Linked DNA regions of Homo sapiens: regions 1 and 2 are each linked to region 3. Evidence: chromatin loops called from intact Hi-C (ENCODE). Cell type or tissue: heart right ventricle. All regions are shown on one strand.

Region 1 (2,500 bases), 89 kb after region 3:
GTTTTCCAAAGTATATTACCTCCCTTGTAGGGTTTTTATGGGGAGTTAAATGAGATAATGTGGGTAGAATTGCCTCATAATTACTAATATAAAGTAGTCAATCCAGTCAACAAATAAATCATCCCTTTCTCCCTTTTACCCTTCCAATCAGATCTCCAGACTCAAGGGAGAATTAAGCCAGACTTATTTGCTGCTAGCTAGCACTTTCAAAGCAGGCTTCTGTCTAAAGTGCTTTTTGACTTGGTGTCAACTGGTACAGACCTGAACTGAGTAAACAAGGCTCTAGGCATATGAAAGAGATTCCCTTTAAGCTGAGCAGCAGGAACCCAAGGTAAGTAGCACAGTTGGGCCATGCCAGCCTGAGGCACAGAGAAGGTGTGGCCTTCACTAGAGAGAATCTAAGAATATCTGAGATAAAGTAATTATCAGGATGTATCCAAATGCTCTTCTAACGCAAAATATTAACCCACTTCCAACCTCCCCCTTGGCAAAATTATGGCAAAATGGAAAAGTGAAGAGGAAAAGCAATCCATTGATTGTATGACTTCAGGGCCTGAAGATACTGACAGAGAGAGAAGGCCTGCCATTCCTTCCCCAACCTACAAGCACCCACATTATTCTGATACCTATAGAAATGCAAATCACCTGTAAACAGGTGACTCTTTTCCAATGTTTTCCATTCTTTAAGAAAATTGCAGAATTCTACAATATCCCTTTCATAGCCAGCAGTTCTTTGGCATTGTATGTATCTGACGACTTTCTCTTCTTCAAAGTAGAGATCAGCAAACTTTTTCTGTAAAGAGTCAGATAGTAAATATTCTAGGTTTTGAGGTGAAGGTACATAAGGTCTGTGTTTCAACTACTAAACAATGCCCTTGTAGTGAGAAAGGAGCCATAGGTGATATGTAAATGAATGGGTATGGCAGTGTTCCAATTAAATGGCATCTCCAAAAACAGGTGGCCTGTAGTTTGGCAATCCTTGCTTAAAAGGACATTGAAACTATGCAAAACTGAACAAGAAACACTTGGTAATAGATAATACTGTCACCAATAATCATTGCCATGAAACAGCCAGAGAGCTTAAAGTCAAAACCAACAGAGAGAAAGGGATGAAATGGGAAAGAGAGGCATTCGTGTAACATTAGAAACCATTAGAAAGAGTACTATCATGTAGCGCTTAAGACTCAAAAGTTCCAGGATTAATGTAAACTGTGACAAGCAAGGAAAGTCAAAGAATGCAACCATATTTCACAAAAAGGTTAAGATAAATAAGTTTAAGTGAATAGCACACTCTGTGGGCCACAGCATGGTGGCTCCATGTGAAGGCTAAAGTAACTTAGGAATGAATGGGAAACAAGGATAAGAATTTCAGTCTTTGACTCTTTAAGCAGAAAAATAGGACACCAGGCAGATATGAGATAAGGACTTGGGGCTGTAGCAGAACTTAAGGCCCAAACAGATGTCCTGCAAACATGGAAGGCCCCTCACTCCTGGCCCCAAGAGCACTGAATACTGGTGTAAGTGCTTTGCTTTCTCTTATTCACATGCAAAGTGTTCCTCTTCTGCAAATAACTTGCATGTGACCCAACAGAGTGTCTAGTTCCAGCCTTGTGAAAGATTTGTTTTGAAATTTTACCATTCTGCCCTGGGTTTTTGCAAGACAAAGAAATGAGGTAAAATTCATTAAGGTAGGAAGAAACCACACTGATTTAAACGGAGTGTGAAAAGTAAATGCCCTACACTGGGATCATGTTTCAACTAAGGGGATAAATTACAGATGAGAGTAAATGGATTTTCTGTCAGAATATACCCTACTCTGGCATGGGTACCAGTTGTCTTGAAGACAATCTGTCCTTTAACAGCTATAACAAGTATTCTGTGGGACAAGACGTACCTGACACTTATAAACGTCATAAGCCAAACAATGATGCCCCAACTTTCAGAAATCAGGCTCCCACAACACAGTGCCTGGATTTTCATCCAGCATCCCAAGATCAAGCACATCTCTCTATGGATCTTCATCTTGATATAGATGCACATGCTATATCCAGCCTTAAACTTTCTTGTGTTTTATCACTAACGCTGCACCAAGATTTAAAAAAAAAAATTGCTCCAATTTGCTAAACCTTCTCCTAAGAGAGAACAAGTCATGGGAAATGATGAAGAAGCCTAGTACACTGAATTGGTTGACAATACTTTTGACCTTAATTTGCAGTGATTGTTCACCCAATCAGGAGGAACCAATTCTCTCTGCTTTGAATGCCTAAGTACTATTGTGCTTATGCTGTTGCTTCCAACATAAAGTGTCTCTTCACAAACTAGAGAGGTTCCCAATTGCATCGCCTCAACTGGTCTTGACAGGAGAAGAGATGAATCACAGGAGCAGTCTGGCACCGTCTCAATTTGTAATACTTTTTACCAAGGGCTAAATCACAGCCAGGCAGATGCCAGGAGTGTTTAATTTTCTTCTTCTCCTTCTTGTTAACAAAAGGAGAGGTGT
Region 2 (2,500 bases), 72 kb after region 3:
GGAATAGTTTTCAGTGGGCTTATTCTTAGATTTAAACCAAACAACTTGATGGAGCAAATGTTAAAATACTAGCTCCTACAAGATCAACATACCTAAGGAACTAATTTCATAGGCTGCGATAAAACTGAAGAAATGGAAAGGTTGCTACTGCCCTCCTTCCACCAAGGCCTTTACACCTCTATTTTATTCTTCCTGGTTATGAAGGTTGGACCACCCACTAAATTTTCTCCAGCTAAATAAACAGCTACAGCTGAGAACAGTGCAAAGTCCTTGGCTTTCTGCTTTTATATCCACCCAGTGTTAATTCAAGAATGATTTTCAGCGGGTTATAGACTAAATCCAACAGAATAAAATTGGGATCTTAATTAAGAATTACCACTAAATGCATGAAATCATTAGGTTAGCCCTCAGCCTGCCTGTGTCGACCATTACTCTTCTTTCCTCTAGAACAACACCTTGGTGCCTAGAAGCCAAGACTATGTGGATGACATAGAACATAATGGCATTAATCCCATCTGTGGAAAAAGAAAATGCAGGAGCTTATAAAGCAGATTCCATTGGTAAATTGACTGTGTTTAACGACAGGAAGAGAGTATATTGGGAGATGAAAAAGGAAAAACATGTTAACAACAATTGTAAATAGTAGCTGTCTTCATGAAAGAGACACTAGCCTAAGCCAAAATAAACTACAAGGAAAAGAAAATCCTGCTGTTACCAACCAGTAAGGCAAAGCTGCTTTCTGGATTTGCAATCACTTTTCTTTAGTCATTCTTTGGTTTTCTGGAAGGGACCAGGTTTCTATGGAACTCTGATGAGCTCTGGGGAACAGCAGCAGCTAAGGTATATTTAGCAAACATACACTAAGAGTCTACTATGCTCAAGACACTGCATTTTGGTTAAGCCTGCATCATGCTTTATAGTCTTGTAGCTTAAGTACCCTTTGCAAATTCAGTCTGTGCTCCTGATAAAAGGTGACTGCCCTCTCCTGGCCACCTTTCATGAGACTGTTTACTTTCAGATCTTATTAATAGTTGTCACCATCACCTGTCGCCCATCACTCTTCCTCATCTGAGATGCCAAAAACTGCCAGGGAAATGCAGTGTGTGATCAGTTCTTAAAGGTACAATTATGTGTGAGACTAAACACAGGAAAACGTGCATACATAGTTCTCTTAGCAATGAAATGGGGGACCTTCCACTGACCTTCACACAATCTTTTCTTTCTATCCTCCTCTCACCCTGCAATGACTACAGACCCCCACTAATGTCCCCACTGTGGCAGAATTCCAAGCACAGGCCTGGGCATTACCTTATCAGAGCTCCCCATCTAGTCACTGTCTTTGCCTCCGATCTTTCTTAGGCCCTGCCCCAATTGTCCACATCTATTTCTCAACCCCAGCATCTGGTTCTGCTGAATTACCCATTTATATTGGTTATAGGGTATCCCAATATCTCTGAATAGCTTCTTTTTTTTTTTAAATCTAGAACCATTTATGCATATGGTCATAGATAGCTGGGAGTTTGAATAGCCCCAGATATAAGTAACTTTTCAAAGGTCATAAATTATAATAGGACAGAAGAGAGACCTGGTTATCAGAGGAGCAAGGCTGGAGATCTCAACAAGGGGTGAAGTGTGAATTTATCTTCCCAATATGGACTCCCTGGGTCTGCCAATCCAAAGAGGTGACCTTGGTCATGGAAGATTTGCAGAACAAATCTTGCCTGTGGACTTGCACCCAGAAGGCACTTGTAGGTAGTCAATGCAGAATCCAAAAATTACTTGTAAGATGCGCCCAGTGAATTCAGCAAATGTTTTATTTTAGCCATTTGTCTTCAAGGTCAGTTCTGGTTAAAGAAGTTGCTCATTTTAACTAGAAGAAAAAATAAATTCTGGGTGAAGCAAGCTTTGTTTTATTTTTCTTTTCCAGTAAGTAATAAAATCATTTTTTCAAAGACCTTCAGGATAGAAAAGATTTTTTATATTTAACCCATTAATGTTTGCAGTCATTTTTATATTTAACCCATTAATGTTTGCAGTCAACTAATCCCTAGAAATAAGAACAAAGAAGGGAAGACAGGAAGGTAACACACATGAGCTAACATCACAGATAATCCTCAGACCTCTTTATTTGAGTTTTAACCTCACCCTGCTGAAGCTTTTTTTTTTTGAGACGGAGTTTTGCTTTTGTTGCCCAGACTGGAGTGCAATGGCGCGATCTTGGCTCACCACAACCTCCGCCTCCCGAGTTCAAGCGATTCTCCTGCCTCAGCATCCCGAGTAGCTGGGATTACAGGCATGCACCACCACGCCTGGCTAATTTTGTATTTTCAGTAGCGACAAGGTTTCTCCATGTTGGTCAGGCTGGGCTGGAACTCCTCAGGTGATCGGCCCACCTCGGCCTCCCAAAGTGCTGGGATTACAGACGTACAGTACCGCGCCTGGCCCCTGCTAAGCCTTTTATCAGAGCTGCTAAGAAATAACCAATGTGACATATTTAAGC
Region 3 (2,500 bases):
GAAGACAAGGTGATGGTGGACAGGGAACACGGTTCAGCTCCGGGGAGGGCATATGGTCCCATTTCTCTAAGCTTCTTACCTTGTTTTCACTTAGTTTGTGGTCTCCCTGTGCCAGGGTAAGAGTTTGTGGGAGGAATAAGTCAAGTCTCTGTTTCTTAAAAAAACAAAAAAAAAACAAAAAAAACCCCAAATCTTTCCCCAAGTTCACATTCCGATACGAAAGAGAAGGGAGCAAAACCTTTGCCAGTAAACAGAAAGATCAGGCAGTTATATTTGTGCAGGACTCCCAGGGAAGAAGGAGGTGGAGTTTAGACTAGCGATAAGTTCATAGCTTCCAGCCTCGGGGTGGCTTTCCCTGACCCTCTGGTCTTGGGAGTTCTGGACCAAAATTTATCCTTTCTGGCTTTAACAAGGGAAAAGCAAATCAAAACCAAAAAGAGAAAGGGGAAAAGAAAACCTCCCAAGTTACCAATCTTCTGTTTACTTTATTCCTTGTCTTTTAGCCCATCTATCCCTCTGAGATGGTTGCTTTGTTTGGAGGAAAAGAAAACTATTTCAATAAGATCCCTAAGTATTTCAGTTTCTGCAGTATCCTAGCCTTATACTGTCCTCAGAAAAGCATAATGCCTTCATGGGGCTTCTTTATTGCTTTTGCTTTGTTTTTGTTCACTTGTTTGTCCTGACTGTAGACACATGTTTTTAAATTTATTTCATATAATAGAGATCCTGTTTAAAAATGCTTGCTGCCAAACTTACAAATGTCTTGATAAGAAAAAATAAGCCCAGCTGTAGTTAATTTTATTCAGTGAGTTTTTTTTTTTTTTCAGTGTGTATTACTTTTGGGTTCAGTATTAAAAATGGTGAGACTGACCTCAAATATTGAACAACTCTCAACAGCTCAATATTTTGACCCTCTATCCCCTTTCCCTTTTCATGTTATTTATAAACCATTTCTCCAACAAATTTATCTGCTATACCCAGTGCCACGTGCTCAGGCTTTTTTTAGTCCTAAATTCTGCACCTTCATTTGGCTTTGGCTGTAGTCCCAGCCCTCTGGCTCAGACGTAATTCACGGCCTGGCAAGAAGGGCCCTTTGAGGTCAGTGGGGCCTTGGTGAGGGTGGGGGAAGAGCAGAGGTCTGGAAAGACACCCAAAAGCACTGAAGTCCCGAGGCTTCACTCTGCTTTTGGATTTTGACATACATTTTGCTTTCATGCAAGTCACCTGTACAAAATTGAGCAGCTAAGAGCAACAATTAATTAAATAAGACAAGTAGGTTTTGCAGATTAAACTTCTCTCCTAAAAGCATACATGATAGTCCCTTAATCTAGATCCCTAAATCCAACTGTCCTATCTTATCATCGAGCCAATTTCCATCTTCCAGAAGAATTACCCATGCAAAGAGAATAATCCATTACAAAGTTAAAACCCATTTATTGAGAAAAAAGCTTTTTCTTGCCATAAAGCCCATTACTGTTGGATACAGTCATGTTAGCTGAAAAGTGTACTTTACCCAAAAGCTTGGCACCCCCTGAAGTATGCACATTTTCTTTTCTTCTAAATATTTTTAGTGACAATTCTTAAGTTGGGAGGAAGAAAAATAGGAGTCAGGGATAGATTGGGAGGCAAGCATAGTGGGGTTAGAGAAGGAGAGGAGGAGGAGGAGGAGGAAAGGAAAACATATATCTGAATCCCACCAAACTGAATGTCTTCTGGGTTCTCTTTCTTTAGTTTTATAACAATAATAGCTTACATATATTAAACATTTGTGTGCCATAGTTTTGGACTTTCTTTATATGTATTAACTTATTTAATCCTCACAATAATTCTGTGTGTTAGACACTATAGTTATCTCCTTTTACATATGAAGAAACTGAGGCACAGAGAAGGGAAGCAACTTCTCTGAGGTCACAAAACTAATCCAGGTAGAGCCAGGATTCAAATCCAGTCTATTTTCTTAACTGCCTTCAGCTTTATGCCTTCATGCTATCCAGCCACCTATAATAGTTGCCAGGTTAGTAATGTTAGCTTAGATATTCTTCCCCTTCTCAATCTTACTAGCTCCTTTTTTTTTTCTAAGTTTCTTATAAGCATTACCTTTGTACATGTACTGAGTATTTTATGCATCTTAAAATAAAAATATTCCTTGGAATCCTGAAACTTCAAGGGGGTTAAAATTTGGGAGATTAAGTTTTCTTTAAAAATTTTTGATTCAAAACAAGTAATCTATGACAAAAATAACAAACTTTAAAAAACGTGCAGCAAAAAGTGTGTGGCTGTACTTCTTAAATCCTGCTCATCAGTGCTTAGCTGCAGAAAGAAAACACAGGAGGTTTTTTGGAACATTCCAGGTGTGGAGATTGGATAGCAGCTGGCTGCCTGGAGCTCAGCCTTTAGCTATCTAGTCAGACATGCCCTACATCCTAAAACTCAAATTCACACACATAAAATAAGATGTCATTATTTACACAGGACTATTTGTTTTATAAAAGGCTTAATC

What was found. Peaks named below come from ENCODE experiments on the same cell type or tissue, not always from the same donor. Only the 100,000 strongest peaks of a DNase experiment are listed, where the experiment ranks them.
Region 1: a loop joins it to region 3, with 2.3 times the contacts of the local background. A loop is called at or near these places in 2 of 110 quality-filtered maps.
Region 2: a loop joins it to region 3, with 2.4 times the contacts of the local background. A loop is called at or near these places in 18 of 110 quality-filtered maps.

Annotation. Positions count from the first base shown.
Region 1 is chr5:42,495,985-42,498,484 of GRCh38, reverse strand. The region is part of intron 1 of GHR (growth hormone receptor); the gene reads right to left. Among named protein-coding and RNA genes, the nearest start is that of GHR, 74 kb to the right of the region's middle. In heart right ventricle, no CTCF peak of the experiment used is centred here; no DNase peak of the experiment used is centred here.
Region 2 is chr5:42,513,450-42,515,949 of GRCh38, reverse strand. The region is part of intron 1 of GHR (growth hormone receptor); the gene reads right to left. Among named protein-coding and RNA genes, the nearest start is that of GHR, 91 kb to the right of the region's middle. In heart right ventricle, a CTCF peak has its summit at 994 (motif pointing left); no DNase peak of the experiment used is centred here.
Region 3 is chr5:42,585,348-42,587,847 of GRCh38, reverse strand. All of the region lies in intron 2 of GHR (growth hormone receptor), which reads right to left. Among named protein-coding and RNA genes, the nearest start is that of GHR, 160 kb to the right of the region's middle. In heart right ventricle, no CTCF peak of the experiment used is centred here; a DNase peak (open chromatin) is centred at 1,067; H3K4me3 peaks cover 1,268 bases; H3K27ac peaks cover 1,793 bases.